2 separate regions of the Homo sapiens genome follow, and region 2 is linked to region 1. A link is a loop called in an ENCODE intact Hi-C map of the cell type or tissue named here. Cell type or tissue: endothelial cell of umbilical vein. All regions are shown on one strand. Links, peaks and the distances in the headings refer to the core of each region. The heading gives the core; the rest is flanking DNA.

Region 1 (8,024 bases), core at 3,081-5,580:
AATCAAGAACTCAATCCCTTTCACAATAGCTACAAAAACAAAAAGAAAACCCTAGGAATCTACTCAACTGAGGAGGTGAAAAATCTCTACAAGGAGAACTACAAAACACTGCTGAAATAAATCATAGATGACACAAACAAATGAAAATACACTCCATACTCATGGATTGGAAGAATCAGCATTGTGAAAATGACCATACCACTCAAAGCAATGTACAGATTCAATGCAATTTCTATCAAAATACCAACATCATTTTTCACAGAATTAGAAATAACAATTCTAAAATGCATATGGAATCAAAAAAGGAATTCTATGCAAAAATAACAAATCTGGAGACATCACGATAACCCAACTTCAAACTATACTACAATATACTAACTGTAGTTACCAAAACAACATGGTACTGGTATAAAAATAGATATACAGACAAATGGAACAGAACAGAAAATCCAGAAATAAAGCCAAATATTTAGAACAAATTATCTTTGACAAGGTATATGAAAACATAAATTGGGAAAAGGATACCTTGTTCAATAAATGGTTCTAGGAAAACTGGGTAGCCACATGGAGAAGAATCAAACTGGATCCCTGTCTCTCACCATATACACAAATCAACTCAAGATAGATTAAAGACTTAAATCTAAGACTTGAAATCATAAAAATTATAGAAGAAAATCTAGGAATATCTCTTCTGAACATTGGCCTAGGTAAAGAATTCATGACTAAGAACCCAAAAGCAAATGCAACTAAAGCAAAAATAAATCCATGGGACTTAATCAAACAGAAAACTTCTGGATAGCAAAAGAAATAACCATCAGCATGAACATACAGTGCACAGAGTGGGAGAAAACATTTGCAAACTCTGCATCCAAGAAAGGACTAGTATCTAGAATCTGCAAGGAACTGAAGCAAATCAGCAAGGGAAAATCAAGTAATTCCATCAAAAAGTGGGCAAATGACATTGAATGAACACTTTTCAAAAGCAGATATACAAATGGCCAACAAACATGAAAAAATGCTCAACAGCACTAATCAGCAGGGAAATGCAAATTAAAACCACAGTGAGTTACCAGCTTACCCCAGCCAGAATGGCTGTCATTAAAAAGTAAAAAAAAAAAAAAAAAAAAAAAAAAAGGTGTTGACATGAATGTGGTGAAAAGAGAATGCTTATACACTTCTGGTGAAAAGGTAAATTAATACAACTTCTATGGAAAACAGTACGGAGATTTCTCAAATAACTAAAAGTAGATCTACCATTCAATCCAGCAATCCCACTACTGGGTAACTACCCAAAGGAAAAGAAGTCATTATATCAAAAAGACACTTGGATGTGAATGTTTATCATGGCACAATTCACAATTGCAAAGATATGGAAACAATCTAAGTGTCCATCAACCAATGAGTGGATAAAAAAAGCATATACACACACACACACACACACACACACACATATAAATATAAATACCAACATCATTTTTCACAGTGTGTATATATATACACACACACACTATGGAATACTACTGATATGGTTTGGCTGTGTCCCCACCCAAATCTCATCTTGAATTCCCATGTGTTGTGGGAGGGACCCAGTAGAAGGTAACTGAATCATGGGGGCAGGTCTTTCCTGTGCTGTTCTTGTGATAGTGAATGAGTCTCATGAGATCTCATGAGATCTAAGGGGGAGTTTCCCTGCACAAGCTCTCTCTTCGCCTGCTGCTATCCATGTAAGACATTACTTGCTCCTCCTTGCCTTCCACCATGATTTTGAGGCTTCTTCAGTCATGTGGAACAGTAAGTCCATTAAACCTTTTTCTTTTCTAAATTGCCCAGTCTTGGGTATGTCTTTATCAGCAGTGTGAGAATGGACTAATAAAACTACTCAGCCATAAAAGAAAAATAATGCCTTTTGCAGAAACTTGGATATAGCTGAAGGCCATTATTTTAAGTGAAGTAACTCAGGAATGGAAAACCAAATACTGTATGTTCTCACTTATAAATTGGAGCTAAGCTATGAGTACACAAAGACATACAGAGTGGTTAATGGACATTGGAGACTCAGATGGAGGGAGGGTGGGAGGTGGGTGAGGGATAAAAAACTACATATTGGGTACAATTTGCCTTTAGGGTCTTAGTCATGAATTCTTTGCCTAGGCCAATGTCCAGAAGAGATTTTTCTAGGTCTATCTATCTATCTATCTATCTATTGCTATATAGATCTGCCATTTATATAGCTTTAGATAGATAGATAGGTAGATAGATAGATAGATATACAGATATATATATATATTTTCTTGTTCTTTTCTATAGAAGAGAATAAGAATGGAAAAAAAGAAAAAGAAAAAAGAACAGTAAGATTGCTTCAAGAATAAAATTATAAAATTACTTAAATATTACATGTTTATGTAGAATTTTAAAAATGTGTGTAAAAAAGAGAAAAAGAAAACACAAACTACCCATAATCCTGCCACCCAGGGCCAGTTGCTGTTATAATTTTGTTGAATATGTTTTCAGGCATTTTTTTAAATCCATATCTAGATATTTAAGTATAAGAAATAAAAAATGTAATAGTGCCTTTTGTCATATTTTCTAACATCCTTTTCACTGAATAACATATGATAAACATTTTTAAATAATAAATTTTATACTAAAATTTGGCTAGCTGCATAGCATTTCATTTTGTGCAAGGGATTTATTTAATCATTCCCAGATTGCCTGTTTTTTCACTTTTTCTTTTGCTATAATATTTAGCACTGTGAAGATCAATCTGGTAAGCACATCCTTAAGAAGTTACTTTAGGGATATTTTTAAGTCAGAAAAAATTATTAATGTTATAGTTTGTAATCAATATAACATTATAAACATGAATAGAAAATGGCCTCCAAGATGGTAGAAAATGTAATAAGAAGGTTACTTTAGTTTTTAATTTCCAAGTGTATAAAAACAACTTAAAATTTTAAAGAAATAAATGTGTGTAGTTAAGACGTCAAATTTCCCTGGAGGGTTTTTAGGAAAAGCAGCTCTATGAAGAAGGATGAAGCTTGTATTGTCTAATAAAAGAGTGGTGATCCGTCTTTATGTTTTGGAAACCCTAATATGAGAATGTGAAGATCATTTTTAGGGGATACGACCTCCTACAATCAGGCCTTAATTCTTTTGAATGTTTCTTTCAGTTTTTAAGAAAACAACTCTCCTTGTTGGAAGAGCAAAAACCTGTCTGTTGGGCATCTGCTTCCGGGTGAAGTTTAGCTTGGTCTGTTAGTCTATGGACTTCAATTATGCCCTTGTTCCATATTTAGTCCCATGACTCACCCTGACCCTCTGTTGTACCTAGAATCCTCAAATTCAAGCTTCATGTAGTTCTTTAGGGCAGATCATTTCCTTTCACAGATGCTCACTGTCTTAGTTCAACGTTGCTATCACAGAGTACCTGAGACTGAGTAATTTATAAAGAAAAGAGGTTTATTTGGCTAGTGAACCTGGTGGCTTCAAAGTCCAAGGTTGGGCAGCCCTTCTGATGAGGCTCTTGTTATGCTTCAACTCACAGCAGAAACATGGAAGGAAGAGGACATGTGTAGAGAGAACAAACACAAGAAGGGACTATCTGCTTTCTAGGTAACTAATCCAGTCCCATCATAGTAAGAACTTAATCCCGCAAGATGGCATTAACCTATTCATGGCAGATCCTGTCCCATAACCCAAACATCTCCCACTAGGCCCCACCTCCCAACACTGCCACCTTGGGAGTCAAATTTCAACATGAGTTTTCTTGTGGCAGATCACAACCAAACCATATCACTCACCTATCTCTACCTATTCTTGACTATTGTTTTTTCCACTTGGATCATTCACAACTCCTGCATATGATTTCCATTTTTCTAAAAATCTATTGAAATCTTGAATGAAATATTGAGTGTTTATGGTCTCCCCTTTCTCTTCTTTGTTGTGAGTTTATACATTGGTCAAGCAAATTTGTTCAAAATAAGGTTACTTTTTGAATCATTTTTTTTGTGCTATTTTCTTTTTATTATTTCAAAATGTAACGAGTCTTAATAAAACATTATAATAGGTAAGACCATGACAGAATTGTTTTCCCAATAAGAAAACCTATTAGCTGATAAAAGGAGAATAAATGTACTTATGAAACCTCTAATCAATGTGCTAATTGAAAAAGTAGTTCTTTTTCATTGTTGCCAGAACATAAGGATCATTACTGTAACTCATTCATTAGTCTCCAAAGAAGGAGATTGCTCAAACAACTTGACTTCTGGTATTCTTTTAGACATACTGTTCCTATAACACTTTCCCTTATGCATTCTAGCTGACCTAGGGGCAAATTAAAAATTATCAATATAACTAAGATTTCCTCTCTAATTTGCTGCTGTGACTCAGTGCAGTTCACTTTTTGGTGATTAATAAATAGCTAAGGCAACTTGCCCTGTGGACTGGCACAGGATTTCCTGTCTAGTCATCAATCCATTAATCTGGAAACATCAACTAAAATACAGTGTTATTATTGGGCAAAGGACTAGAAGGAGTATAAAATGTGCCCATAGGTAGAAAATGAAGAATTCAGCATCTATTTCCAGACTCCTCAAATTATGCTACTTGAAAATCATTACTGTACCATCACCTGTTAGTCTAGGAAAAACAAAATTAAGAACCATTGTTTGCTTCATATATTAATTGAATTTGTGAGGAGAAACCTAAACAGAGTATTTTAGAGAGTTCATGGCAATCATAGGCCACACTCCCAAGGGCTTTGGTTATTTTCATAACCTAACCCTGTGCCTCCCTAGAAGATCATAGTTCTTGGTGATTTTTGGATGGCTTTTGGTGGATTTTTTAAGCTGTTAAAATTTAGTTACGATTTTCTTAATTTTATTTTTACTTGTCTTCATTAATGAGGCAGAATAGCTAAATACTGGGGATTTATAGAGCTTGGCATTCAAATGTATCTCTTTATTCCAAGAAAGCTGCAGATATCATCTATGCTAATGCTTCCTAAGGTTGCCTGATTGTAGAAATCATTTAATGTGTGCATTGGTTAGCCTCAAAACTCAGTTGCTCAACGTGACCATCTGTTATTGCCTACAAATCTGTAGGCTGACTGCACTTCTGCCAACTGAGTAGTTGCCAGTCAGCTTGGCCTGGCTGATCTTGGTTGGGCTTGCTGTGTCTGCAGTCATTTCTCAGGCACAGTTGGATGGTCTCACTCATATGTCTGATAGCTAACTGGCTATTGACTGGGGTGACAAGGGCCACATGTCTTGAATAATTCAGCAGACTAGATTGGGCCTGCTCACACAGTGGCAGCAAACAAGAGCATAAGTAGAGGCAAGCAAGACCTCCTGAGGTCTAGCACAGCACCAGCCCAGTGTTACTTCTGCCACACTCTTTTGGTCAGAGCAAGTCGCAAGACCAGCCCAAATTCAAGGGTGGGGAAACAGACTTCACAACTTTGGGAGAGGAGCAGGGATGATACATTGAAAGTGGCATGGATTCAGGAAAGGTGGAGAATTCTGACCATATTTACAAAACATCTATCTCAGGATACATGTTTAAAAATGCAGATTCCTAGGTTCTGCCACTGATATCAATGTCCCTTTTCAGATCAAACAAGCTTGTCAACTCTATTCAATACCAACCCCAATTGGTGCTCTCAGGAAACCTAGGGAACTGTCTAGTCTATTCCATCTTGCCCACAATCTCCCCTCTCTCTCTCAGATCGAAGACCTCTCACAACCCCATTTTCTGCAAAACAAGGTCAACTAGGCTGAACTTTTTAGCTCTCCTTTGGAAACATGGGGCAATAACATGTTCCGGGGATAGACTGTAGCTCATGGCATTTGTATGCCAATGTTACTAGCCATTGGTCAAATTTGGTTCTCAAAATATGATGCTATTAGCCCTATAACAAAGTAACTAAATTCATTCCTTCAACAAACATTTATTGAATATCTATCATCTACCAGACACTGTCAACATAAAGATATTAAACATAGCCTTTTGCTTAAACCTTGGTTTTACTAGAGGAAAGAAAAGGACTTTATTACCAGAAAACTTTCAGGAATGATTTGGAATTAGTGATATTAAGCAAAAAATATATTTTATTATGTAATTTGCCCTAAGCATTGACAAAAGGTTTTTTATCTTGAAAATTCATGTAACTTTTGTTATATAGAAATATTTTTTTTTAAAAAAAGAATTTAATGTTCAGGATCAAAATGAGCACTCTTAATTTTTGTATTCCTGTATTTTTCTTTCTTTGTTGGAGGTATCTTTGTTACTTGAAATTTAGTAAAATAAGGAGTAGAATAGATCTTAAAAATAATTTAAATTCACAATGTGACTCAGGTTGAAGAGAAAATTTTATTTCTTGCCAAGGAAATTGTTATAGATAAGATCATTTAAATGTTTATAGTGATTGAGCTATACCAGTGAGTTCTCATGTATTTACTAGTCTATAATAATCGTTCTTACCAGGCATGGTGGTGTGCACCTGTAGTTCCAGCTATTTGGGAGGCTGAGGTAATAACTTGAGCCCAGGAGTTTGAGGCTGCAGTGAGCTATGATTGTGCCTGTGAACAGACACTGCACTCCAGCTTAGACAACACAGACAGACCCCCATCTCTAAATATATATATGTGTGTTCTTAAATAATGAGATCTTTCTTCTTTTCAGAAAATTGTTATTGAGTGCCTATGAAATGCTAAAAGTTTGAGATATATCAGTGAACAAAACAAAGATCCTTGCTTTTGTGGAGCTTAATTCTAGCATATTGAAATTCAAAGGATTTCCTAACCTCTAAGGGTTTTGGCGGTTGGTAACTTAGTCAGCTTAGGCTGCTATAACAAAATACCATAGACCAGGCAGCTTAAACCATAGCTTAAACTCACAGTTTACAGGCTGGTAGGTCTAAGATCAAGGGTCTGTCAGATTTAGTTCCTTGTGAGGGCTCTCTCTTTGGGTGGCAGATAGCTGCCTTCTTGCTCTTGCTGTACCCTCACATGGCTGAGAGGAAACTCTGGTGTCTCTTTTTCTTCTTATAGGGGCACTAATACCATCATGGGGGCTCTACCCTAAAGACTTAACTACCTCCCAAAGGCCTCACCTGCTGTGTATTAGTCTGTTTTCATACAGCTGATAAAGACATACCCAAGACAGGGTAATTTATAAAGAAAAAGAGGTTTAATGGACTCACAGTTCCACATGGCTGGGGAGGCTTCATGATCATGGTGGAAGGCAAGAGGCACGTCTTACATGGCAGCAGACAAGACAGAATGAGAGCTAAGCGAAAGGGGAATCCCCTTATAAAATCATCAGATCTCGGGGGACTTATTCACTACCATGAGATTAGTATGGGGGGAACCACCTCCGTGATTCAGTTATCTCCAACTATGTCCCTCCCACAACATATGGGAATTATGGGAGCTACAATTCAAGGTGAGATTTGGGCGGGAACACAGCCAAACCATATCATCATATTGAAGTAAGACTTCAATACATGAGTTTTGGAGGAGACACAGACATTCAGTCCATAACAGTGACAGTACCTTGTACTCAAAGTAAAAAATAAAAATCAAGGGAAAGGTGAGACAAATATGGTGTTATAGGAGTCCTCATTTTGTAAATTTTCCCCCAGAAGGTTTTGATTTCTGAAGATATCAATTGCACCTCCCCTGAAACATAATCCATTTAAATTATGAAGTCCTGGAAAATAAGGATAGGAAATACTTTCCAAGGAGACCGGGGTTCTGAGAGTGTCTGGGGAGGAGCATGGGAATTTGGGTATTTATGGTTCCCAGAAAGGCCCAGCCTGGAGCCTCAGCAAGGAGGTGGTTATGTGAGGCGAGCAGCCCTCCAGATGCAGGGGCTCTCAGGCCAGGGCCCACAGGAAGCCGAGGGCGTGGCTGGCTGAGGCTGAAGGAAAATTCCAGGGCTGAGAGGCAGTGCCTTGGGGACGCCACAGTGTCTTCAGCCTGGGCTTCATTATACAAACAATAACAAAAAGCCTCAGACAACAA
Region 2 (8,024 bases), core at 2,446-4,945, 51 kb after region 1:
CTCCCTCAGCCTTAAGCCTTCAATCTCTGTCATGCTCACTTGATTTCCTGTGTGCCCAGAGCGGTACCCCAGTGATCCAGGACCTCACCTAGCTTCCATTTTCTTGTCCCCAGCCTGTGCAATGGAAGGCTGGAAGGGAGTTATTCACTAAGAGAGCTGCACGCTGAGATGGCCAATTTGAACACATAACCAGGCATGAGAAGATAAGCCAGAGGAGCCCTGCTTCCTCATTCATCCACTGATTCCTCAGTACGTTTGTTAAGAAGTCATTTCATAGCTGGGCGTGGTGGCTCACGCCTTTAATCCCAGCACTTTGGGAGGCCGAGGTGGGCAGATCACGAGTTCAGGAGATCGAGACCATCCTGGCAAACACGGTGAAACCCCATCTCTACTAAAAATACAAAAAATTAGCCGGGTGTGGTGGTGGGTGCCTGTAGTCCCAGCTACTCGGGAGGCGGAGCTTGCAGTGAGCCGAGATGGCACCACTGCACTCCAGCCTGGGCGACAGAGCGAGACTCCATCTCAAAAAGAAAAAAAAAAAAAAAAAGTCATTTCATATCAGACCCTGCGCTGGGTGACTAGCACGTGTATGACTGTGTTTGTGTTTACGTGTTATTTACAATGAGTCATGGCAGGGTTCTTGAACTTTCTTGGTCACAGCACCCCTAGTCTGTTAGTACTATTTTTATGGCTCCACCAGTCTGAGAGTAATAACTAACAGTTCTTTTTTTTTTTTTTTTTAACAATTAGGCTTAAACAACTTAAGAAGTACATATGGATTAACAATTTGGTAGACATTTGAAAAACATTCTTCTCTGGATACAGCCAGCAGGATACCCAAGAGTTCCTGACATTCCTTATGGGAGCGGCTACACCTTGAAATCAACCACGGAGGCCGCGGGGCTCCACCAGTCCCTGCCCATGGTCCAGCTCCCTCTCCACCCCACCAAGGGGAGTGCTCTGCTAAAAGAGTCTGAGTTAAATGATGCTGACTGGGCCAACCTAATGTGGAAGCGTTATCTGGAAGAACAAGAGGACAGCAAGATGGTGGATCTGTTTGTGGGCCAGATGAAAAGTTATCTCAAGTGCCAGGCCTGTGGGTACCACTCTATGACCTTCAAGGTTTTTTTTTTTTGTGACCTCTCCCTGACCATCCCCAAGAAAGGATTTGCTGGGGGCAAGGTGTCTCTGCGGGATTGTTTAAGCCTTTTCACCAAGGAAGAAGAGCTAGAGTTAGAGAATGCCTCAGTGTGTGACCCACATTGGCAGAAAACACATGGTGCCAAAAGTTGACAGTACAAAGATTCCCTTGAATCTTCATGCTCCATCTGAATCAATTTTCTGCCTCCTGAGGCTCCATCAAGAAAAGTTCTGTAGGTGTAGACTTCCCACTGCAGTGACTGAGCCTAGGGGACTTTGCCAGTGACAAAGTCGGAAGTCCTGTCTACCAGCTGTGTGCCCTTTGGAACCACTCAGGCAGCATCCACTGTGGCCACTACACAACCCTGTGCCAGTGCCAGACTGGTTGGCACGTTTACAATGACTCTTGTGTCTCCCCTGTAAGTGAAAACCAGGTGGCATCCAGTGAAGCCTACTGTTCTACCAACTGACGCAGGAGCCACCCCAGTGCCTGTGACACCCCCTCTAAGCCCTGGCCCCTGTGAAGCCCTTTAAACACCCTTAAGCCCCAGGCTCCCCATATATCTCAGAGACATCTATTTTTGTGTCTTTTAAGTCAGAGAGTGGGGAGAGGGTGGTTGTAGCTCCCATTATATATTTTTTCAAATTAAAAAGTACCTTTCCAAGTGGAGGATCCCTGGTCTCCCAGTCCCATGTACAGAGCTCACCAGGCCCCTGCACATGTACAGCCCCCAGACCCTCTGTAATCTCATTTTTTGTGAAAAAAAAGTACTTAAAATTTGAAATGTATTTAAAATTGAAAAACATACTTTGAAAAAAGTATTTTTATTTTATTTGTAAATAACCACCGTTACTTACAAATGGGATTTATGTGCATGTTGGTCACTGCACAAATTCTCAAACCTTAGAATCAGATTGGATACCACCACCCTCATTTTCCATTCCATACTGCATGCTTACTTGCATTTTAAGATAGTGACCACTAAATTCAACTTTGCCAAAAATATGACATTATGAAAAAGAATGTAGCATAATATAAATTTGAACCTCAACACCTTTGAGCCAGGAGTTCATGTGGTATCTGACCAGATGCTGTGTTTCTCTAGAAAATTTAAAATATCCCATAGCAACCCTATGAATTTGCTGTGGCACCCTGGGGTGCCTCAGTGTACAGTTTGGGATCTGTGGGACATGGATTCTGTTCTCCTGTTTTTTTATAGTCTGATAGAGAAGAGATGTCATATAAATAAGGAAGGATAGATTAGGTGCTATAAAAAATTCAACAGGTTAGAGCAGGGGTTCATTTGTGATATCATGAGCCAACAGAATAACAAAATAAAATGGTAGTGACTATGGAGGGTGCCTTTTTTTTTGAGTCAGGGTCTCACTCTGTTGTCCAGGCTGCGGTGCAGTGGTGCAATCATGGCTCACTGCATCCTCAACTTCCTAGGCTCAAATGATCCTCCTACCTCAGCCTCCCAGGTAGCTGGGACTATAACCATGTGCCACCACAGCTGGAAAATTTTTAAAATTTTTTCTAGAGAAAAAGTCTCACTTCATTACCCAGACTGGTGTCAAACTCCTGGGCTCAAGCAATCCTCCCACCTGAGTGTCCAAAAGTGCTGGGATAACAGTCATAAGCCACCGTGCCCCACCTGGTTGTTTATTTTCATGTTAGCAAAAGGACATCAAATTTTCAAAAATCATGCACTACTATCATCATTTTAATTACTTTTAAAATTTAGGAATAACTTAGGGTAATTTTTACATATGTAAATATTCATGTAACCATAACCTAGATCAGGAAATAGAATCATCTCAGAGGTACTCTCAGGTCGTTTCCAGTGAATACCTCACCTCTACCCCTCGCCCCATCCCAGGGAGAAAACTATTATATTGATCTCTAACCCTATAGAGTAGATCTACTAGTTATTGAACTTTATATAAATGGAATTATACAGTGTGGACTCTTATGTCTCACTTCTGTCTCAGCACAATGTCTGTGACATTCATTCACATTTTTGCATGCATGGGTAATTTGTTCTTTTTTCTTTGTATGAATATATCACACTATCTTAAAAAATTCTTTTTTTAAAAAAGGAATTTCTCAAATTGGAAAAAGTTATCTTTTTACTTTCTTCATAGATGTACTGCATAAGCACGCTTCCTGAAGTAATATATTATTTAATCAGTTTTGTTTGCTTGGAAACTTTAGAAAATTGTATGCCATTTTTTAAAGAATTGATTTCTTTTGCAACTTCCTTTTTCACTCAGTATTATGCTTGTGAGTCATCCATATTCAAAATAACCTATTGTTCATTTATTTTTAGTGCTGTATATAATTGTTTTTTGAAAAGGCACAATTTATCCATTTCCCTGATGATGGACATAAAAGAGTCATTTGTATCCTAAATATGAAGAGAATTTTCTTTCATCAGACATTCAATACTAAGCATTTGCCATAATTGTAACCTATCTTTTTTTTTTTTTGCATATTTTTCTAAGACCACTGTCTCATTGGAGGCTATTTTTAACATAAGTCTGCAAACCTAAGGCAGTCCTGGAATAGTTGTCATGCAGTGTGTTCAACGTGGCTCTTCTCAATTCACAGAGGGACTCTATATAGCCCATGGTCACACATCCCCAGATAGGCTCTGACCTCCTTATTAACAACACCCAAACCTCAGGAAATCTCTCAATAGAGCTTTCGACAAAAAGAGAACTGCACGGTGCCAAGTAAGGAACCTGACATCTCAGTCAATGTCAACCAGGGACCCCATTGAAAGAGTGATCCTGGAGCACATTGTAACAGCAAGAAACGCAGAAATATTTTCCAGCTACAAGAGAAAGGCATTAAATTGAATGCCTCTGAAATTAAGAAGTCCATATGCCTTTAAAACCTTCCAGTTCCTTTATCTAATAGGACCGTTTTGCCTTTATCATTGAATTCCCAAAGGCTTACTGACAGAAGACAATCATAAGAGCTAAGCAAAGCCCACTGCTATTAAATGTTTCCTAAGTAACAGGCACTCACTGAGCTAAGTGCTTTTATATGGTTGATCTCACTCATTCCTCATAACGAGAATGTTGACAAAGCTACTGTCATTATTAGTCCCATTTGATGGATGAAGCGGAAGTAATTTGCCCCAAGTCCTACAGCTAGTGTTAGCAGCATGGATTTGAAAACAGGTGGTTGTGACTTCAGAGCTTGTGTTCTTAGCCAGACACTTGTGCCCCTTGGCCCCTGTCTGTCCAGCTGCCAGTCTATGGGGACTGATGATATCTTGAATATAAGGATTGGAGACAGAGTAAGGCCATGTACAAGGGGCATTTGGCATCTTTGGAGTAACAGGTCTATGTTTTAGTGTTACTACAAAGTCTTCACTTGTGTTCATTCTTTTTTGTTCAGAAACACGCTGCGGGACACAGAAGGAATAGAACTCACAGTTATGAAGGCTCTAGTTCTAGACATTCTGTTCAAAGCTTCCACAGATATTATTTTATTTAATCATGACTCCAGCTCTGTGAGGTTGAGCATAAAATCCACAATGGCTGAGAAAACTGATGCTTAGAGAGATTGCTTGAGGCATGTGTTTTGTAGATAGGATTTAAACCTATGGCTTTAGCCTCTCAATCCAGATCCCTTTCTATAAGCCCCAAGGCCAGGGGAAGCTTTTGAGGACTATAATCTTACATCACTTATCTAACCATTTTAAAAACTCAGTATTTGGGACTCATAAGCCCATTAGAAATCATATTTTGTTTAGTCCTCTTTAAAATCTGCATTTAAATTAGCCTTAAGATCTGTTTAAATATAGGCTCAGAAAACGAATATGAGGGCTCCAAGGCAAATCTCATATGTCATATTTCTCAGGCTATCTATGAGTTTGCATCCTCTTTTCTAAAAGATACCACCTCCCAACTTTCTGTTAAGACGAAATAGGAAAATGCAAAAAGGCCATTATTTAATGATAACTTACTGAGAGCCATTTCGAGGGTACCTCTTTGATAACACAACTACAACTAACAATAAATATTTTAAGTGGACAAACTCAGGAGTTTCAAAAAGCTGGAAATTAATTGCCTACTAAACCCTTGACCTGAACTGAGAAGAAGCGGCTGCCGTTTTGTACAACATGGCCTCCCCCTCTGCCAGAGCTGATTGGACAAGGGTGGACACATGACTCAAGCTGGGCCAATTAGATTTACTTTCTCAGTTATTTGTAATGGGACTGAGAGAGATTCGCTCTCTTCAAGTGGCTAAACCTGCACTATCTAAACTCTGGAACCACGGGACAGGGAGCTGAGCAGTGAAACCACTCTGTGAAAAAGAAGAATGAAGTAGATGTGCTGTATATATCGGTCAGGTTCAGTCAGGAAAACAGAAACTACACCAGCTATTTTAACAGAAGAGTTAATAATGCCACTTGGTTAAAAGGCTTTGGGGGCTGTAGTGGCAAACAGGGAACATGGAAGTTTTACAGAGATAGTAACTTCAGGAAGCAGCTCACATTCTTAGGGCTAGGGGAACAAATGGAGGAAGTTACCAGAACCTGGAGGTTTGGAAAAGAAACATGAAGAGCTGAGACTCAGACCTCTGAAGGAGGAGTACCATTGGCTGGTGTTGGTGCCTCTGAAACTGACAGGAAGTCCCCACAGATGGAGGCCCAGGAAGAGGGCGCTGGCCAGCTGCAGCTGGTGTCTCCAAAGGGTCACCATGAGGCGGGTTATGGGTGTGCAGGACAAAGCTGGAAACAGGAACCAGATGCTGCTGCTGGGGCAAAGACCTGTGATAGGTGATACAGTCAGCAACAGCCAGACAACTAGGGACAAGGTAGCAAGTAGTCCCTTCTCCCTCCTTCAGCCTGGCAGATTCTCTCTAGCATCCCTTCCCCTCCATAAAGCCTGGCATGGAACCAGTTAGCGAGGGGAAAAAAAAGTGATTTGTAGAGACCTAGCTGAAGCATCACAAAGAAGAGTTAAGAAGGGTGTGTTTGGAGCCAAGAGATAAAAGTTCAATGGCCAGGACACACGGACAGATGTGGCCTTGAGGGTCCATGTGACTCTGCAGTCTCTAGCCTGGAGGGTTCTCACAAGCAGCACTCTTGACATTTGGGGCCAGATAATTCTTTGACGTGGGGGCTGTCCTGGGCATTGTAAGATATTGAACACCATCCCTGGCCTCTTCCCACTAGATGCCAATAGCACCTCCCCAGCTGTGACAACTAAAAATGTTTCCAGACATTGCCAGTGTCCCCTGGAGGGCAGAATTACCCCCAGTTGAGATCCACTGAGCTAAGTTCTTGCTTTGTGTTCTGTAAGACATCCCTGCTCTTTTAATTCTCCTTTTTCCATTAAATTCCATTAAATTCTTTCAATTTAGGTCTTATAACCTGCAACCCAGGGAGTCTTAAAAGCTATCCTAACATTTGCTGAGATCTTAAATATGTCCCAGGCCCTGTGCTAAGCATTTACAGGCATCATCTACTTTAATGTTCTCCACAATCCTATGAATCAGGTACAGGTATTTTGCCCTCACTTCACAGAAGAGGAAACTGAGGATCTAAGAGGATACTGACCCCCAGCCACTGAATGGAATGGGTACTTTACAACCATGAGGCTTTACTGTAATATGTCACCACTCACCAGCGTGACAGGCAGCCACCTTCTTATCCTAGATCCTTTACTTATATTCAGTTGAACCATATGAAATTGCTGTTTTTTACATCAAAGAGGTGAGATATCAGCAATTTACTTTGGTTCCAATGGGTGCCTTCTGCCCTTTGCCAGGAATGCCTGCCTCCATCCACTGATCTTACCCGTCTTTCAGGCTGGTTTTTACTCCTCCATCCACCACGAGTTCTTCCTGGACCACTTATGGAGCTAATGGAGATATATGGGGTTGCTAGGACTCCCATAACAAAGTATCACTGACTGAATCCAGCAACAAAATTTATTTTCTCACAGTTCTGGAGGCTGGAAGTCTGAGTTCAGGATGTCACAGGGTTGATTTATTCTGAGGCCTCTCTCCTAGGCTTGCAGACGGCCACCTTCTCACTCTGTCTTCACACAGTCCTCCTTCTGGGCATGTCTGGATCCTGATCTCTTCTTCTATGGACACCAGTCATATTGGATGAAGGCCCACCTTAATGACCTCATTTTAAGGTAATCACCTTTTTAAAGACCTACCTTCAAATATAGTCACATTCTACGGTACTGGGTTTAGGACTTCATCATATGGACTTGGGGAAGGGAGCATAATTCAGCACACAGCAGGAGCCCCCATCCTCCTAGAAGCACACAGTGCCTGCTATTTATGAGATTCATTCATCACTCAATTATATCTCTCTTATTTGGCTCTTTTTTTTGAGATGGAGTCTCACTCTGTCAGGCTGGAGTGCAGTGCCATGATCTCGACTCACTGCAACCTCCAACTCCCTAGTTCAAGCAATTCTCCTGCCTCAGCCTCCTGAGTAGCTGGGATTACAGGCATGTACCACTATGCCCAGCTAATTTTTGTATTTTTAGTAGAGACGGGGTTTCACCACGTTGGCCAGGATAGTCGCGATCTCCTGACCTTGTGATCTGCCCGCCTCAGCCTCCCAAAGTGCTGGGATTACAGACGTGAGCCACCATGCCCGGCCTTATTTGGCTCTTTATACATATGTGTATATATATATATATCTTGTTCCTTCAAGAAGTCCATAAGCTTATTAAAAACACTGCCTCCCCAAAACCTAGCACAGTGGTAGGCACTGATCAATAGGATATTGTACAGTTATCATCGAATATCATAGCCATGTTAAAGCAGGAACATTGACTTAAAAATATCCCATGATTCCATCCAGCTTTTAGTTTCCAGGGCTTACTGCTCTTTAAAACCA

Evidence for each region. Peaks named below come from ENCODE experiments on the same cell type or tissue, not always from the same donor. Only the 100,000 strongest peaks of a DNase experiment are listed, where the experiment ranks them.
Region 2: it touches region 1 in a loop (5-fold over the local background); 2 of 110 quality-filtered maps call a loop at or near these places.

The regions. Positions count from the first base shown.
Region 1 is chr2:224,118,323-224,126,346 of GRCh38, forward strand. No RefSeq gene overlaps it. Among named protein-coding and RNA genes, the nearest start is that of SERPINE2, 83 kb to the left of the region's middle. In endothelial cell of umbilical vein, for the core only: no CTCF peak of the experiment used is centred there; a DNase peak (open chromatin) is centred at 4,419.
Region 2 is chr2:224,169,906-224,177,929 of GRCh38, forward strand. It overlaps the pseudogene USP21P1. Among named protein-coding and RNA genes, the nearest start is that of SERPINE2, 130 kb to the left of the region's middle. In endothelial cell of umbilical vein, for the core only: no CTCF peak of the experiment used is centred there; a DNase peak (open chromatin) is centred at 3,526; H3K27ac peaks cover 403 bases.